Regions from separate parts of the Homo sapiens genome. Here regions 2 and 3 are each linked to region 1. Evidence: read pairs that join two places in POLR2A ChIA-PET (ENCODE). Cell type or tissue: Panc1. All regions are shown on one strand. Each heading gives the region's core, and the rest is flanking DNA. Links, peaks and the distances in the headings are about the cores only. Region 1 has its middle 54 kb from the start of SNRPE. Region 2 has its middle 10 kb from the start of LINC00303. Region 3 overlaps PLEKHA6 (pleckstrin homology domain containing A6).

Region 1 (6,033 bases), core at 1,402-5,401:
GCTCATTGAGAACGGGCCATGATGACAATGGCGGTTTTGTGGAATAGAAAGGTGGGAAAGGTGGGGAAAAGATTGAGAAATCGGATGGTTGCCATGTCTGTGTAGAAAGAGGTAGACATGGGAGACTTTTCATTTTGTTCTGTACTAAGAAAAATTCTTCTGCCTTGGGATCCTGTTGATCTGTGACCTTACCCCCAACCCTGTGCTCTCTGAAACATGTGCTGTGTCCACTCAGGGTTAAATGGATTAAGGGCGGTGCAAGATGTGCTTTGTTGAACAGACGCTTGAAGGCAGCATGCTCGTTAAGAGTCATCACCACTCCCTAATCTCAAGTACCCAGGGACACAAACACTGCGGAAGGCCGTGGGGTCCTCTGCCTAGGAAAACCAGAGACCTTTGTTCACTTGTTTATCTGCTGACCTTCCCTCCACTATTGTCCTGTGACCCTGCCAAATCCCCCTCTGCGAGAAACACCCAAGAATGATCAATAAAAAAATAATTAAAAAAAAAAAAAAAAAAAGAATTGTCAAACCTGCCAGTGAGTCGAATAGAGAGCTAGGCATAGACCCATGAAAACATAATGAAGGTGGCATTACAAATTTTGTAGCAAAAAAAATAGATTATTGAAAACATTATATTAGAATAATCAATAATCTGTAATTGGGTGGATCATGAGGTCAGGAGATCAAGACCATCCTGGCTAACATGGTGAAACCCCGTCTCTACTAAAAATACAAAAAAATTAGCTGGGCGTAGTGGCAGGTGCCTGTAGTCCCAGCTACTCGGGAGGCTGAGGCAGAAGAATGGTGTGAATCCGGGAGGTGGAGCTTGCAGTAAGCCGAGATCGCGCCACTGCTCTCCAGACTGGACGACTGAGCGAGACTTGGTCTCAAAAAAAAAAAAAAATCCGTAATTGAAAAATTATAATAAATCCCTATTTTATATCATGTACAAAAAGAAAAACGTAGATAAAGATTTAAATATCAAAATCAAAATATTAACATTTTTAGAAGAGAATATTAGAGAATATTTTTATGATCTTGGGAACAAACCTTAAGGAAAGAGACCAAAAATTTTAACAGTGTCACAGATTTAAACTTCTGTAAAACAAGACACCATAAATAAGGTGCTAAACAAGCCACAGGCTAAGATAATATAATTGTAATAAATATAACTGACAAAGAATTAATATTTAAGATATAAAAAGAATCCATACAAATCAATAAGAAAATGAAAAGTAACTTAAGAGAAAAAACAGGCAAAAGAGATGAACAAGCAATTTGCAAAACAGAAAACTCAAATAGCCAATAAACACAAGAAAAGATGCTCTACCTCTCTACTAGTAAGAGAGATACAAATTAAAACAACAGTTAGGTTTCATTCGTATTCTTCAGATCAAAAATCATGTTTTTTTGTTTTTTTTTTGAGACAGAGTCTCGCTCTGTTGCCCAGGCTGGAGTGCAGTGGCGTGATCTCCACTCACTGCAACCTCCGCCTCCTGGGTTTAAGTGATTCTCTTGCCTCAGTCTCCTGAGTAGCTAGGATTACAGGTGTGCACCACCACACCCAGCTAATTTTTGTATTTTTAGTACAGGCAGGGTTTCACCATGTTGGCCAGGCTGGTGTCAAACTCCTGAGCTCAGGTGATCTGCCCACCTTGGCCTCCCAAAGTGCTGAGATTACAGGTTTGAGCCACCATGCCCGGCCTAAAAATCGTATTTTTGTTGTTGTTGTTGTTGTTGTTATTGTTAGGCACAAGGTCTCACTCTGTCACCAAGGCTGGAATGCTTGTGGCACAATCATAGCTCACTGCAGCCTCGAACCTATGGACTCAAGCAATCCTCCTGCCTCAACCTCCCCAGTAACTGGGACTTCACGTGCATGTCATCACACTTGGTTAATTTTTAAACTTGTTGTAGCAACTGGGTCTCACCATGTTGTCCAGGCTGGTCTTGAACTCCTGGCCCCAAGCAATCCTCCCACCTCAGCCTCCCAAAGTGCTGGAACTACAGGCGTGAGCCACTGTGCCTGGCCTGAAAATCAAGTTAAAGTCTTACAAAACTAAATATTGGTGAGCATATAAAGAATTGGAAACTTATACACTGCTAGTAGAAGGTAAACTGGTAAAACCACTTTGGGGAGTGATTTGGCAATAACTAATAAAGTTGAAGATGCATGTAACATATGACCAAAAATTCTACTCCTAAGTAGAAATATTCTGGAGAACTATTGCATGTATGTACAATAAGAAATGTACAAGAATATTCTTTGCAGCATTGTGGTAATAGAGAAAATTAGAAATAATCTAAACGTTCATCAGTAGATAACTAGATAACTAGATGAATATAAATTCAAGCACGTTCAATAAAAAAAGTCAATAGTTAAGATGAATATGCTAGAGTTACATATACCAATATGGATAAATATTAAAAAATAATCTTGAATAGAAAAAGCAATTTTCAGAATATTTATAATATGACACCATTTAAATAAACTTTAGAAACAGGCAGAACACAATCATATATTATAGCATATAACAAATGTATTAAACTATGCAAGAATATAATATATACTAAGATCACGCCTGTAATCCGAGCACTTTGAGAAGCCGAGGTGGGCGGATCACAACGTCAGGAGTTCAAGAAAATCCTGGCCAACATGGTGAAACTCCATCTCTACTAAAAATACAAAATTAGCCAGGTACGGTGGCAGACACCTGCAGTCCCAGCTACTCGGGAGGCTGAGGCAGGAGAATCGCTTGTACCTAGGAGGCGGAGGTTGCAGTGAGCCGAGATCATGCCACTGTACTCCAGCCTGTGTGATGGAGCAAGACTCTGTCTCAAAAAAAAAAAAAAAAAAAAAAAAAAAAGATAACGGACATGGTTACAGAGAAAGAAAAAGATTTTATCAGAAGGGTACAAAATGGATTCAACTATATATGTAAATGTTTAACTTCTTAAAAATAAACAAACAAAACATCTGAAGTAAATATGACCAAATGTTAAGATTTGATGAGCTAAGTGGTGGATACGTTGTTTTTAAATTAGTCACTGTAGTATTCTGTGGTGGATACATTGTTTTAAAAGTAGTCACTGTAGTTTTCTGTTTGCCTGAAACAGTTTATAATTGAAGTGTAAGAAAAGATGGAAGGGAGGCAGGAGAGAAATAAGGAAGGGAGAAAGTAAGGTAGGCAGGCAGGCGGGCAAGAAGGAGAGAAAGCAATTTCAATCTCTGTGGCCCATTTCCTATCCAATGCCATGATTTTGCAGCTGTTTCTTCTCTACAGTGGAGGCACATGGTAGAGTGGAAAAGAAAATGTCCTGTTTTCCAAAGATTTGAATTTTGATCCTAACTTGATCCTGTTTTAGTCATATGACCTTAATCAAGTCACACAATTTAAAAGGTATAGGCCAGGTATGGTGGCTCACATCTGTAATCCCAGCACTTTGGGAGGCTGAGGTGGGTGGATCACCTGAGGTCAGGAGTTCAAGACCAGCCTGGCCAACATGGTGAAACCTCGTCTCTACTAAAAGTACAAAAATTAGCCAGGCGTGGTGGCACACACCTGTAGTCCCAGCTACATGGGAGGCTGAGTCAGGAGAATCACTTGAACTCGGGAGGCGGAGGTTGCAGTGAGCTGAGATTGCGCCACTACACTCCAGCCCCGGCAACAGAGCAAGACTCCATCTCAAAAAAAAAAAAAAAAGAAATACATCATAATTGCTGACCTTTTTGCTTTTTCATCCCTCTATAATTGTTTCTGTATGGTACCAATCCTTCTTCTACCATTTGCTTTAGTTTCAGTGCTATATCATAAAAGAAGTCAAAAACAGTCTTGAGCACTCAGGACCCTTCTGCCCCATTGTTTAATGTCTGTTTTCTGCCACTGCTTCTTCTACCTCTTCTTCCTCAATATCTGGCACTGGTTCAGAAGCATGCCTCTCCATTAAGTCATCTTTTGTTAATTCCTATAATATGGTGTCAATTAGCTCTTGAATTTCTCTAAGATTCAAATCTCGAAACTCTTCACCCCTCCCCCGCTTTTTTTTTTTTTTTTTTTTTTTTTTTTTGCTATATCCACAATCTCTTCCTTTCATGATTTGCTTGGATGGCTCTGTCATAAATCCCGTGAAGTTATGCACAACATCCGGACAGTTTTCTGTAGCAGGAATTGATTGTTTCAGGCATGATGGCTTTCACAGCTTTTCCTATAACAACAATGGCATCTTCAGTGGTGTAATCCTTCCAGACTTGCACGATGTTCTCTCCATCAGGGTTTTCCTCCATAGCATTGGCAATCCTTTCCATAGAGAACTGTGTTAATGAGCCTTGAAGGTCCTTATGACCCCCCAGTCTAAAGGCTGAATCTTGTGCTTGGGAGTAGGTAGACCACTTTGATACCTTCGGTGTTGAATTCATGGGGTTCTGGGTGGCCAGGGGCGTTGTCTAATAACAAAATAAATTTAAAAGGCAGTTCCATACTGGTAAGGTAAGAAAGGGCCAAAGTATTGATGGAATCACTCCAGAAAAAGGATTCTCATTTTCCAGGCCTTATTGTTGTGCAACCAAAAGACTAACAGCTTGTGTTTATCTTTTCCCTTCAAGGCTCGAGGGTTAGGAGCTTTATAAATAAGGGCAGTTCTGATCATAAACCTGATTGCATTTGCACAAAACAGTAGTTAGACTATTCCTTCCTGTCTTAAATCCTGGTGTTCACTTCTCTTCCTTACTAATAAATGTCTTTCTTGGCAATTTTTTTTTTCCAGAATAGGACACATTTGTCTGCATTAAAAATCTGTTCCGGCAGATATCCTTTCCCCTTAATGATTTTCTCAGTAGCATCTGGGAACTCATCTGTGGCTTCTAGGTTGGCAGAAGCTGTTTCTCTTGTCATCTTGATATTTTTTAAGCCCAACCTCTTCCTAAAATTATCAACCCAAACACACAAACAAAATTATTAAACCATCCTTTGCTGGCATTAAATTCTCCAGCTTTAGATCCTTCACCTTCCTTTTGCTTTAAGTTGTCATGTAATGACTTCACTTTTTCTCAAATCATATTAGAGTCTATAGGAATACCTTTCTTACAGCAATTCTGTACCCACATAAAAGCTCCATCTTCGGCCGGGTGCAATGACTCATGCCTGTAATCCTGTAATCCCAGCACTTTGGGAGGCCTTGGCATGGGGATCAACAGATCAAGAGTTTGAGACCAGCCTGGCCAACATGGTGAAACCCCCTCTCTAATAAAAATACAAAAAAAAAAAAATAATAATAACCAGGCATTGTGGCACACACCTGTAGTACCAGCTATGTGGGAGGCCGAGGCAGGAGAATCATTTGAACCCAGGAAGTGGAGGTTGCAGTGAGCTGAGATCACGTCACTGCACTCCAACCTGGGTGACAGAGCAAGACTCTGTCTCAAAAAAAAAAAAAAAAAAAAAAAAAAAAGCTACATTTGCAATACCAGACAAAAAGGTATTTCACAAAGTGTGCACAGTTTTTGTATCTGCTGGCATAGCAAAGCCATGGCATTGTGAATTTTCTTTCCTTTTTTTTTTTTTTTTTTACAATGGTCCTTGTGCTGGATTCATTTATCTTGTAATGGCAGGCAACTGCAGCTGCAGCCCTCAATCTATGGTAAGCATCAAGCAATTCGGCTTTTCCTTGTGATGTCAGGACTTTTTCCTGCTTCTTGGAAGCACTTCTAGTCACTAGTGGCACTTGGTACGGGACACATGGTGTTATTCAAGGTTTATGGTGTTGCATTAAGCATGATGAAAAATATGCTAGAACTTCAAGAGATCATTTTTTATTGTGATGTACAATTTACTAGAGAGATGAACTGTTCATGCAGAGATGATTAGAGCCACGTGGTGGTTTAAACAGATACTAACCACACTTGACCTCACCACAACAGCAACAGGAGGTGGGTAAAACATGATTAGAACAGCACAGTATGTACAACAGTTAATTTATGCAGTTATGATTGAATAATGCATCTTTACCTCTGTTTACATTGCTCACAACTGTG
Region 2 (6,033 bases), core at 1,407-5,406, 140 kb before region 1:
AAACAAAACTGGTAGCACCAATAGGTGAACTGGGCAAAGTTGCAGAATGCAAGGCCAATATGCAAAAATCAGATGTATTTCTATATACTAGCAATAAACAATTGGAAAATGAAATGAGAAGGTGCCATTAGTACCAACAAACAAACATACAGGGTCCAGCCACCTGCAGCCCTGAACTGGAATAAGCAGATTGGAAAATGAATTAATGCACATAAATTATTATAAAATAAAAATTCATCCAGTCTATGATAATTATAAACATGCATGACAGTAAATGATGCAGTTCTTTTTTTTCTTTTTTTTTTTTTTGAGACGGAGTCTCTCTCTGTTTCCTAGGATGGAGTGCAGTGGCTCAGTCTCGGCTCACTGCAAGCTCCACCTCCTGGGTTCAGGCCATTCTCCTGCCTCAGCCTCCCGAGTAGCTGGGACTACAGGTGCCTGCCACCACGCCCGGCTAATTTTTTTCTATTTTTCAGTAGAGACGGGGTTTCACTGTGTTAGCCAGAATGATCTCGATCTCCTGACCTCGTGATCCGCCCGCCTTGGCCTCCCAAAGTGCTGGGATTATAGGCATGAGCCACTGCGCCCAGCCACATCTAATTTTTAAATGTCTTACTAATTTTTATTCTTACAAACATCATCATTATTATTATTATTTTGAGACCAAGTCTCACTCTGTCACCCATGCTGAAATGCAGTGGCACAATCTTAGCTCACTGAAACCTCCACCTGCCAGGTTCACACAATTCTCCTGCCTCAGCTACCCGAGTAGCTGGGATTACAGGCGCGCACCACCATGCCTGGCTAATGTTGTATTTCTGGCAGAGGTGGGGTTTCACCGTATTGGCCAGGCTGATTTCAAACTCCTGAACTCAAGTGATCTGCCTGCCTCAGCCTCCCAAAGTGCTGGGATTACAGGCATGAGCCACCGCACCCAGCCACATCTAATTTTTAAATGTCTTACTATTTTTTATTCTTACAAACATTATCATTATTATTATTATTTTGAGACCAAGTCTCACTCTGTCACCCATGCTGAAATGCAGTGGCACAATCTTAGCTCACTGAAACCTCCACCTGCCAGGTTCACACAATTCTCCTGCCTCAGCTACCCGAGTAGCTGGGATTACAGGCGCGCACCACCATGCCTGGCTAATTTTGTATTTTTGGCAGAGGTGGGGTTTCACCATATTGGCCAGGCTGATTTCAAACTCCTGACCTCAAGTGATCTGCCTGCCTCAGCCTCCCAAAGTGCTGGGATTACAGGCATGAGCCAATGCTCCCAGCCCTACAAACATTACTACTATTGTTATTATTAGAGACAGGGTCTCACTCTGTCGCCCAGGCTGGAGTGCAGTGCAGTGGTGTGATCATAGCTCACTGCAGCCTCGAACTCTTGGCCTCAAGCGATCCTGCTGTCTCAGCTTCCTGAATAGCTAGAACTACAGGTGCGCATTACCATATCCAGCTAATTTTTAATTTTTTTGTAGAGATGGGTTCTTGCTCAGGCTGGTCTTGAACTTCTGGCCTCAAGTGGTCCTCCCTGGCCTCCCAAAGTGCTGGGATTACAGGCATGAGCTACTACTCCTAGCCCTAATCTTTTTTAAATGTATGTAGAGCTCACATTTATTTCAATATTTAATATTAGAACTGTTGGTCAGGCGCAGTAGCTCACACAGAAACACCTTCACAGACACACCCAAACATAATGCTTTATCAGGTTTCTAGGTACCCTTAATCTAGTCAAGTTGACACCTAAAATTACCCATCAAATAGGAAGACTCAATATTGTGTTTCTTTTTCTTTTTTTTTGAGTTGGAGTTTCGCTCTTGTTGCCTAGGCTGGAGTGCAATGGCACGATCTCGGCTCACCACAACCTCTGCCTCCCACGTTCAAGCGATTCTCCTGCCTCAGCCTCCCTACTAGCTGCGATTACAGGCATGTGCCACCACGCCTGGCTAATTTTGTATTTTTAGTAGAGACGGGGTTTCTCCATGTTGGTCAGGCTGGTCTCGAACTCCCGACCTCAGGTGATCCTGAGGCCCACCTCGGCCTCCCAAAGTGCTGGGATTACAGGCGTGAGCCACCATGCCCGGCCGACTCAATATTGTTAAAATGTTAATTCTCCCAAAATTGATATATAGATTCAATACAATCCCAATAATAATTATCCAGTAATTTTTGCAGAAATTGACAAGCTAATTCTAAAATTTATGTGGAAACTCAAAGGGCCTAGGATATCCAAAACTATCTTGACAAAGAAGAGCAAAATAGGACTCATATCACCTGACTTCAAAACCTACTGTACAGCTACAGTAATCAAGTCAAGTATGGTATTGGCATAAGGGTGGACACACAGATCAATAAAGCAGAACAGAGTCCAGAAATAGATCCACACATGTTTTGTCAATTGATTTTTTTACAAATGTGCCAGGGTAGTTTAAAGAGGAAAGGATATCTTTTCAACAAATGATACTAGAACAACTATATAGTCTTAGGGGGAAAAAAATATACCTTGACCCCTTCCTCATAATACACACAAAAATAAACTAGAAAAGGATCACAGAGCTAAAAATATAAGCTAAAATGGTAAAATTCTAAAAGAAAACATAAAAGAAATTTTTTTCTGACTTTGGGGTAGGCGGTGGTTTCTTAGGACACCAAAAGCATTCACCATAAAGGAAACAATAAGCCTGACTCTGTTGAAATTTGAATCTTCTGCTCTTCACACTTTCAGAAAATGAAAAGAGGCCAGACATGGGGGCACGTGCCTATAGTCCTAGCTACTAGGGAGGTTGAGGTGGGAGGATTTCTTGAGCCCAGGGGTTGGAGGCTGCCGTGAGCTATGATTGTACCACTGCACTCCAGCCTGGGGGACAGAGTGAGAACTTGCCTCTAAAAAAAAAAACCAGGGAAGTCAGGACAGTCGTGTTGGCTCATGCCTGTAATCCCAGCACTTTGGGAGGTGGAGGCGGGTGGATTACCTGAGGTCAGGAGTTCAAGACCAGCCTGGCCAACATGGTGAAACCTGTCTCTACTAAAAATACAAAAATTAGCCAGGCATGGTAGCACATGCCTGTAATCCCAGCTACTCGGGAGGCTGAGGCAGAAGAATCGCCTGAACCCGGGAGGCGGAGGTGGCAATGAGTCGAGATCGTGCCATTGCACTCCAGCCTGGGCGATAGAGCGAGATTCTGTCTCAAAAAAAACAAAAAACAAAAAACAAAAACAAAAACAAAACAGGGAAGTCACAGGTCACAACCTGGGAGAAATATTTACAATGCATATGTCAGACAAAGAATTCATATCCAGAATATATAAAGAACACTTATAATTCAATAAAAAGAAGACAAGTAATCCAATTGTTTTGTTTTGTTTTGTTGAGACAGAATCTCGCTCTGTCACCGAGGCTGGAGTGCAGTGGTATGATCTTGGCTCATTGCAACCTCTGTCTCCCAGGTTCAAGCGATTTTCCTGTCTCAGCCTCCCGAGTAGCTGGGATTACAGGCGTGTGCCATCACGCCTGGCTAATTTTTGTATTTTTAGTGGAGGTGGAGATGGGGTTTCACCATGTTGGCCAGGCTGGTCAAAAACTCCTGATCTCAAGTGATCTGCCCGTCTCAGCTTCCTAAAGTGCTGGAATTACAGGCATGAACCACCGCACCCTGCCAACCCAATTGTTTTTAATGGACAAAAGATTTGAACAGTCATTTCACCAAAAAAGATATATGAATGACAAATAGGCACATTAAACATCATTAATTGCAAGGACAAAAAAACCAAACACTGCACGTTCTCACTCATAGGTGGGAATTGAACAATGAGAACACATGGACACAGGAAGGGGAACATCACACACCGGGGACTGTTGTGGGGTGGGGGGAGGGGGGAGGGATAGCATTAGGAGATATGCCTAATGCTAAATGACGAGTTAATGGGTGCAGCACACCAGCATGGCACATGTATACATATGTAACTAACCTGCACGTTGTGCACATGTACCCTAAAACTTGAAGTATAATAATAATAATAAAATAAAATTTAAAAACATCATTAATTATCAAGGAAATGCAAATTAAACCCACAATGAGACTTTACTACACTCCCAGTAGAATGATTAAAGGAAAAAAGATGGAGGCCAGGCACGGTGGCTAACGCCTGTAATTCCAGCACTTTGGGAGGCCAAGGCAGGAAGATCGCCTGAGCCCAGGAATTCGAGACAAGCCTGGGCAATGTAGAGAGACCCCATCTCTACAAAAACTTAAAAAATTAGCCAGCCTTGTTGACACGAGCCTGTGGTCTCAGCTTCTTGGGAGGCTGAGACAGGAGGATCGCTTGAGCCTGGAAGGTTGAGGTTGCAGTGAGCTATGGTCACACCACTGCACTCAAGCCTAGGTGACAGAGCAAGAGCCTGCCCCAAACTAACACAAGAACACTAAACCAAACACCGCATGTTCTCACTTACAAGTGGGAGCTGAACAATGAGAACACATGGACACAAGAAGAGGAACAACACACACCGAGGCCTGTTGGTGGATGGGGGGAGGGAGAGCATCAGGATAAATACCTAATGCATGCAGGGCTTAATACCTAGGCAATGGCCGAGCGTGGTGGCTCATGCCTGTAATCCCAGCACTTTGGGAGGCCCAGGCAGGTGGATCATGAGGTCAGGAGTTCCAGACCAGCCTGGCCAATATGGTGAAGCCTTGTCTATACTAAAAATACAAAACTTAGCTGGGTGTGGTGGCAGACGCCTGTAATCCCAGCTACTCGGGAGACTGAGGCAGGAGAATCATTTGAACCTGGGAGGTGGAGGTTGTGGTGAGCCGAGATCCATGCCACTGCACTCCAGCCTGGGTGACAGAGCAAGATTCTGTCTCGGAAAAAAAAAAAAACCTAGGTGATGGGTTGACAGGTGCAGCAAACCACCATGGCACAGGTTTACCTATGTAACAAACCTGCACAGCCTGCAGCTGTATCCCACAACTTAAAATTAAATTAAATTAAATTAAATTTTTTTCAAAAAAAGAGACTGCCTCAAAAAAAGAAAAGAAAAAAGATGGATAATACCAAAAGTGCACAAAGATGTAGAGCAACTGGAACTCTCATAAGTTGCTGGGGATGCCTGAAATGTTGCAGACACTTTGAAAAATAATTTGGCAATTTCTTTTTTTCTTTTCTATTTCTTTTTCTTTTTTCTCTTCTTTTTTTTTTTTTTTTTTTTTTTGAGACAGGTTCTTGCTCTGTCCCCCAGGCTAGAGTGCAGTGGCACGATCACGGATCAGTGTGGCCTTGACCTCCTGGGCTCAAGCGATCCTCCCACATCAGCCTCCCAAGTAGCTGGGACCACAGGTGCACACCCCCATGCCTGGCTAATTTTTTTTAATTTTTAAAAACTTTAGTAGAGACCAGGTCTCACTATGTTGCCCAGGCTGGTCTCAAACTCCTGAGATCAAGCAATTCTCCCACCTCAGCCTCCCAAAGTGCTGGGATTACAGGCATGAGCCACTGCACCTAGCCACAATTTCTTATAAAGTTAACATACACTTAGCACAAGATTCAACAATTCCCCTGCTGGATACATACCTAAAACAAATGTAAATATGTATCCACAAAGACTTGTTTTTTTTTGAGACAGGGTCTCGCTCTGTCACCTAGGCTGGAGTGCAGTGGCGCAATCTCAGCTCACTGCAACCTCTGCCTCCTGGGTTCAAGCAATTCTCTTTGCCTCAGCCTCTTGAGTAGCTGGGATTACAGGTGCCCGCCACCATGCCTGGCTAATTTTTGTATTTTTTAGTAACGACAAGGTTTCGCCATGTTGGCCAGCCTGGTCTTGAGCTTCTGACCTCAGGTGATCCGCCTGCCTTGGCCTCCCAAAGTGCTGGGATTACAAGCGTGAGCCACCGTGTCTGGCTGTATCCACAAAGACTTGTACACAAATGTTGAAGGAAGCTTTCTTCATCACAGCCCCAAACTGAAAACAATCAAAATGTCCACCAACAAGTGAATGAATAAACAAACTGTGGTATAGCT
Region 3 (6,033 bases), core at 1,146-5,145, 440 kb before region 1:
CATCAGAGCCCCCACCTCGCCCAGACCCAGCCTGCAGCCTCGGGCTCATAGAGCGAGCTCTCTTGGCCCAGGGGACTGGCCTAGGCCAGAGTGAAGAAGCCGCAACAGCAGATGGGAGCGTGGTGTCAACTGGTGCTGAACAGGCTGCGGTTCCGTTCTCCGAGCCAATTTCCTCATCGTCTTCCTCACTGCCTGTTGTGAATTTGATGAGGTCATTGGCACTGGTCTTGGCGCACCCATGGGGCCCCCCAGAGGAAGGTTGGAGCTGTGCCTCACAAAAGAGCTGCAGGATTCGCACTCCCCTGAGCTCTGGGGTGAGGCGAACGGGCTCAGGAAGCCAGGGCTTAATGAGGGGACTTGAGCAGGCCAGTCTCCAAACACTTAAAGCACATTCAGAGAGGAAAAAAAGACTATATTTTGGGAGACATTTAGAGTAACTGGGAGCAGAAGGAAAAGAAGTTGAGGGTAGGCTGAGTGGAAGCCTTCCCTTGACCATCTGTCTGTTCAGGGGGCTCCTGCTCAGCACCTACAACCTTCAGACGCCCCTCAGAGACTATCTAGTCCAGACTCCCTCCACATCCAGATGAGCCTTCCTCAGCCTCCCTGACAGAAGCAGCAGCCTCACTTGGATAATTTCAGTGACAGGGAGCTCATTACCTCACAAGGCAGCTTCCTCTGTGGCTGGAACATTCTTCTATGTTGAATCAAAATCTGCCGACTTCTAAGTTCCACCCTCTGGTTCTGATTCTTTGAAGCTGTGCAGAACAAGTCACCTCTCTCTTTTACGTGGTCATAAAAATAGTTTTCTTTTGATTAAAATAGTATATAATAGTCCGTGTGTGGATGTAATATATTTTACATGATCATTTCTATATTGGACATTTAGGTTGTTACCTTATTTTCCTTTTACAGATAGCACAAGAGGAACATTTTTGTTCATAAGGCTCTTTCTGTGTTTTGGGTGACTTAGGATAAATTCCAAGGCATAGAATTAATGTGATGAAGGGTGTACATTAAAAGAATTACTATTCTGTGAGTGTAAAAGTAATACATTGTCATTTAAAAATGTAGAAAAACCTAAAGCAAAGTTAAGAATTACCCATAGGTTTGATATATAATTTTAATTTTGGTATACTTGTACTTTTATGAATTCATGCATGAGTGTATGTCTAGATTATCACAATACATATATATCATTAAAATTTTGGCCCAGATGTGTATTATTGTCACTTAAACAGAAAGCATTTTTTCATATTATTAAATATTCTTTAACAGCATTATTATTATTATTAATATTATTATTATTATTTGAGACAGGGCCTTGTTCTGTTGTCCAGGCTGGAGTGCTGTGGTACAATCTCTGCTCACTGCAGTCTCAACCTCCTAGGCTCAAGCGATCCTCCTACCTCAGCCTCCCAAGTGGCTGGGTCTACAGGTGCATGTCACCATACCTGGCTAATTTTATGTATTTTTGATAGAGTTGGCCACGTTGGCCAGGCTGGTCTTGAACTCCTGTGCTCAAGTGATCCACCCACGTCGGCCTCCCAAAGTGCTGGGATTACAGGCGTGAACCACCACACCTGGCCTTTACAGCATCATTTTAAAGTGGCTGTCTCATATTTCATTATATACCTTTTCAATTTATTTGTTGATTTGGCCCCTATGTTAAACTAGGTATTTCCAATTTTCTACTTTTATAAACAAGGCTACAATGAACATATAAATATCTGAATCTTCACACATATCAATACTTTTTTCCCTTAGGTTGCATTTCTAGAAGTGAAATGGCTACATTATTAAAATATTTTGCCAAATACCTCGTTCAAAAGCACTAATTTACATTCCTCGCAGCTGTGTCTGAGAATGGATTTTTTTTGTGTGTGTGTGTGTGTGTGTGTGTGTGCCATGAGCATCAACATTGAGTATTACAACTTTTTCATGGTTTTCATTTATTGCTTCGATCCATCTGTTTGACTGGGAGTGAGACAATTTTTAAAAAGAGACTTATCAAATGTGACATTGTCCATATTAATAACAATGCAATATATAATATGTCCATGTAATAAACATATTTGTGTGTTCGAGTCTTTGGCTTTTCTTAAAAGGCAGTGTGTGCAGAGTCATTAAGATCACAGTTGGCCAGGAATAGTGGCTCATGCCTGTAATCCCAGCACTTTGGGAGGCCGAAGCGGGTGGATTACTTGAAGCCAGAAGTTTGAGACCAGCCTGGTCAACATGGTGAAACCCCATCTCTGTTAAAAATATAAAAATTAGCTAAGTGTGGTGCTGGCTTCCTGTAATCCCACGTACCTGGGAGGCTGAGGCAGGAGAATCCATTGAACCCAGGAGGCGGAGGTTGCAGTGAGCCGAGATCGTGCCACTGTACTCCAGCCTGGGTGACAGAACAAGACTCTGTCTCAAAACAAACAAACAAACAAACAAAACGTAGTTATGGGGTCAAACTCAGGTTGAATCTGGAATCTACCATTTACCAGTGATATGATGCTAACAGTGGCTTTACTTCTCTGTGCCTCAGTTTCTCCATTTGTAAAATGAAGATAATGCTACCTATCTCATAAGCTTCTTGTGAAGATAAATGAGGTTACATATGCAAGCACATAGAATCCTGCTGAGCAGAATAAGTGATAAATGTGTTTGTTATTATTACCTTGTTGATTTGCATGAGAAACATAGATATCTGAAGACAGGTATAATCGTCTCTCTCCCTCCAAGCCCTCCCAAGTCTCCTTGTTCAAGACTAAGTGCCCCTGTTCCTCCAAAGACCCTCAAGTTCTTTCTTGAGCTTTCCTGGAGCCCCCACATGAACTGTGGCCTTACTGGCACAGAATGTGGTGAGGTGGCCACACACATGCCCAGGGCAGCCACTTCCTCCAGGAGAATCCCCTGGAATGGCACACTTGCTGGGGGCTTCTTCTGGCAGGTGCATGGCTTATAGGATACTCCACTGGGGCTGGTACTCCTGCAGCCCCTGTCCGCGCCCCTGCACGGCCGTGTGCACATCCTGTCTTGATTTCTCCCTTGTCAAATCTTCCCAGCATTTCTCATTCCCATGAGACCTCTTTGCACTTTCTAAAGTAGCGCAAGCTTATCTGATAAACTAATTATGATCCGTATGTTAGCTCCTGCTGTGGTCATGGAGAGAAGGCTCATCTGGAATTTGAAGACATGGGTTCAAATCCTGACCCAAGTAGTAGCCATATGATTTGTGGAAGTTACTTAATCCTTCTGAGCTTTCACTTCCTAGCCTGAGAACTGGGGTTAGTATCACTACCACCTACCTAGCTGATACCTAGGTGAGTAATGTACATGGAAGTGCTTTGTAAACTGAGAATAATCACACAAATGTCAGTTACTGAACATCATATTTCGGAAGGCAAGGCTTTAACTCAAAGACCAGATGGGTGCTGAGGTGGATTGGTGGGAAATGTTTTTAGGGTAGCTGGTATTCAGGGATACTGTCAAGTCCTCCCAGGTCACCCACTTAGTCTCTGTAAAGGATTGGTCCTCACCGTGTGAATTCAGGAAATAGAGCTGGAGCTGCCAGTGCTGATCTGATAAACATGCATCAGTGCTGAGGCTTCATGGTAGCTGGTCCACCCTGGTTTCAGCTATGTCTTCCTCGGGTTAGTCGGAGCTCCACTTCTGCAGTGAGGTGGCCTAGGGCCCTCTTTAAGGAGGAGGTGAGGTCCCTCCTTAGCTCTGACATCATTGTGTCCCCCCAGTCTGGCTCATCATGATCTGAGAAGAACAGGCATCTATAATTGCAGGTGCCAATTTGCTTTTAATTAGACAAATTCTTGCAATTAGCCTCTTAAATTCTACCTAGCCTCAGGTGGTGCGGTCATTGTTCTGGTTTTGCTTGGTTCCTGGGACCACATGAGCAGCAGTGGGCTATCCAGGGACTGGATCCAGGCTATCCAGCAATCCTGCTAACCTCACTTGAAACTGGGGCTGTCTCACTGGGGAATTGAAGGGGATCGGAGCAGGGAAGAAAAACCTGCTTTGGTGGGGTGGTGCGGGTGGGAGTATGGTGATAGAGGCGTAGTGCTGAGACCTGTTTGAATGACAAGTGAGGTCTAGAACCCAGGTTTCCTCCTCCTAACCCAATGCTTTTCCCCTTCTGAGCCTCAGTATCCTCATCTCTAAAATGGGAATAATAGTTCCCACCCTGCCCTTATCACCAAGGATCAAATGAGTTAGGTGTAGGAAGTAGGTGTGAATATAAAGCAATGCGACCTGAAAGTCCATGATCACATCAAATGTGAAAGCTCTTTAAAGTTCTCCATATGCTCCCGGTGGCCCTGGCCACTGCTTCTTGGACTCTGACCTTCTCAGTCACTTCTCTGCTGTCCAGTAATTCCTGACTCCATTGTCTTCTAATCCTGCCAACTCTCCCCACAACTATGAGTGATTACAGGGCAGTACTTAGCACATAGTAGGTGCTCAACAAATGTTGGTTGGATATATGAAGCTTTGGATGGGAGGGTTAGGCCCCAAGGAGCAGGCACAGAGAAACACTCATGAGAAAGCCTTGGGTGAGGGCAGTGGTGGGGAATTTATTCCCTGTTCTCCTCAGCCTTGCCTCTCACTCCACTGTACTTCTTCAAGGCAAGAGATGGCCTGATTTGTCTTATTTGTATCTGTGATGTTTCACGCAGAGCCAGTCACAAAATGGTTGGTAACTGCTTTTTGATTGGCTGAGTGAATGAGACAGGGTGATGTGGTAGAGACAGCATGGAATTAAGTGGTGGGTAGAACTTGGGAGCCTGGCCCTACCATTTGCTTTGGGTACATACTTACTGCATGCTCCTTATGTACCAGGCAGGTACTAGGTTGCAAAAATGAATTTTTATTTTGATTTATTTATTTTTGAGATGGGGCCTCACTCTGTCCCCCAGGCTGGAATGCAGTGGCATGATCATAGCTCACTGTAGTCTCCACCTCCTAGGCTCATGCAGTCCTCCCACCTCAGCCTCCTGAGTAGCTGGGACCACAGGCATGCACCACCACACCTGGCTGATTATTTTATTTTTTGTAGAGACAGAGTCTCACTTTGTTGCCCAGGCTAGTCTTAAACTCCTGGGCTCAAGTGATCCTCCTGCCTCGGCCTCCCAAAGTATTGGGACTACAGGCGTGAGCCACTGTGACCGGTCAAAAAAAAATTTTTAAACTCACGCTCTTGTAAGGGAGCAGATGAGTGAGCAAACGACCATGCTGTATATGATACAGACATATGCTACATATGTTGGTGGCCAAAAAAGAAAAGGATAGACTCTCCTAGGAGGTTCCCCAAGGCAGAAACCTTAAGCCGGGTCTCAGCTTGGGAAAATTACTTAACCTCTCTGGGTCTCTGTTTCCTAAGCTATCCTGTTAGGAGACTGAAGTCTCCGCAGCGGCAAGGAGTAAATGAAATAAAATAATATGAAGAAAACATGTGGCACTGGATAGTCTTTTTTTCTTTTTTCTTTTCTTTTTTTTTTTGAGACGGAGTCTCGCTCTGTGGCCCAGGCTGGAGTGCAGTGGTGCGATCTTGGCTCACTGCAACCTCTGCCTCCCAGGTTCAAGCAATTCTCCTGCCTCAGCCTCCTGAGTAGCTGGGATTACAAGGCATGCGCCACCATGCCGGGCTAATTTTGGTATTTTTAGTAGAGATGGGGTTTCACCATGTTGGCCAGGCTGGTCTCAAATTCCTGGCCTCAAGTGATCTGTCTGCCTTGGCCTCCGGAAGTGCTGGGGTTACAGGTGTGAGCCACCACACCTGGCCTAAATAATCTTTTTTTTTGAGACAAAGTCTCACTCTGTCACCCAGGCTGGAGTGCAGTGGCGAGATCTCGGCTCACTGCAACCTCCGCCTGCCAGGTTCAAACGATTCTCTTGCCTCAGCCTCCTGAGTAGTTGGGATTACAGACATGCACCACCACGCCTGGCTAATTTTTGTATTTTTAGTAGAGATGAGTTTTTACCATGTTGGGCATGGTGAAACTTAATAACTTAATAAAAGTTAAAAATGTC

What was found. ChIA-PET counts read pairs that join two places held together with the same protein. Peaks named below come from ENCODE experiments on the same cell type or tissue, not always from the same donor. Only the 100,000 strongest peaks of a DNase experiment are listed, where the experiment ranks them.
Region 2: POLR2A ChIA-PET joins it to region 1 with 7 read pairs; 3 of 35 experiments call an interaction of 5 or more read pairs at or near these places.
Region 3: POLR2A ChIA-PET joins it to region 1 with 5 read pairs; 2 of 35 experiments call an interaction of 5 or more read pairs at or near these places.

Annotation. Positions count from the first base shown.
Region 1 is chr1:203,913,041-203,919,073 of GRCh38, reverse strand. No RefSeq gene overlaps it. Among named protein-coding and RNA genes, the nearest start is that of SNRPE, 54 kb to the right of the region's middle. In Panc1, for the core only: no CTCF peak of the experiment used is centred there; a DNase peak (open chromatin) is centred at 2,943; H3K27ac peaks cover 587 bases.
Region 2 is chr1:204,048,243-204,054,275 of GRCh38, reverse strand. No RefSeq gene overlaps it. Among named protein-coding and RNA genes, the nearest start is that of LINC00303, 10 kb to the right of the region's middle. In Panc1, for the core only: no CTCF peak of the experiment used is centred there; no DNase peak of the experiment used is centred there.
Region 3 is chr1:204,351,844-204,357,876 of GRCh38, reverse strand. The region is part of intron 1 of PLEKHA6 (pleckstrin homology domain containing A6); the gene reads left to right. Among named protein-coding and RNA genes, the nearest start is that of PLEKHA6, 5.1 kb to the left of the region's middle. RefSeq lists an enhancer at 1-665. In Panc1, for the core only: no CTCF peak of the experiment used is centred there; no DNase peak of the experiment used is centred there.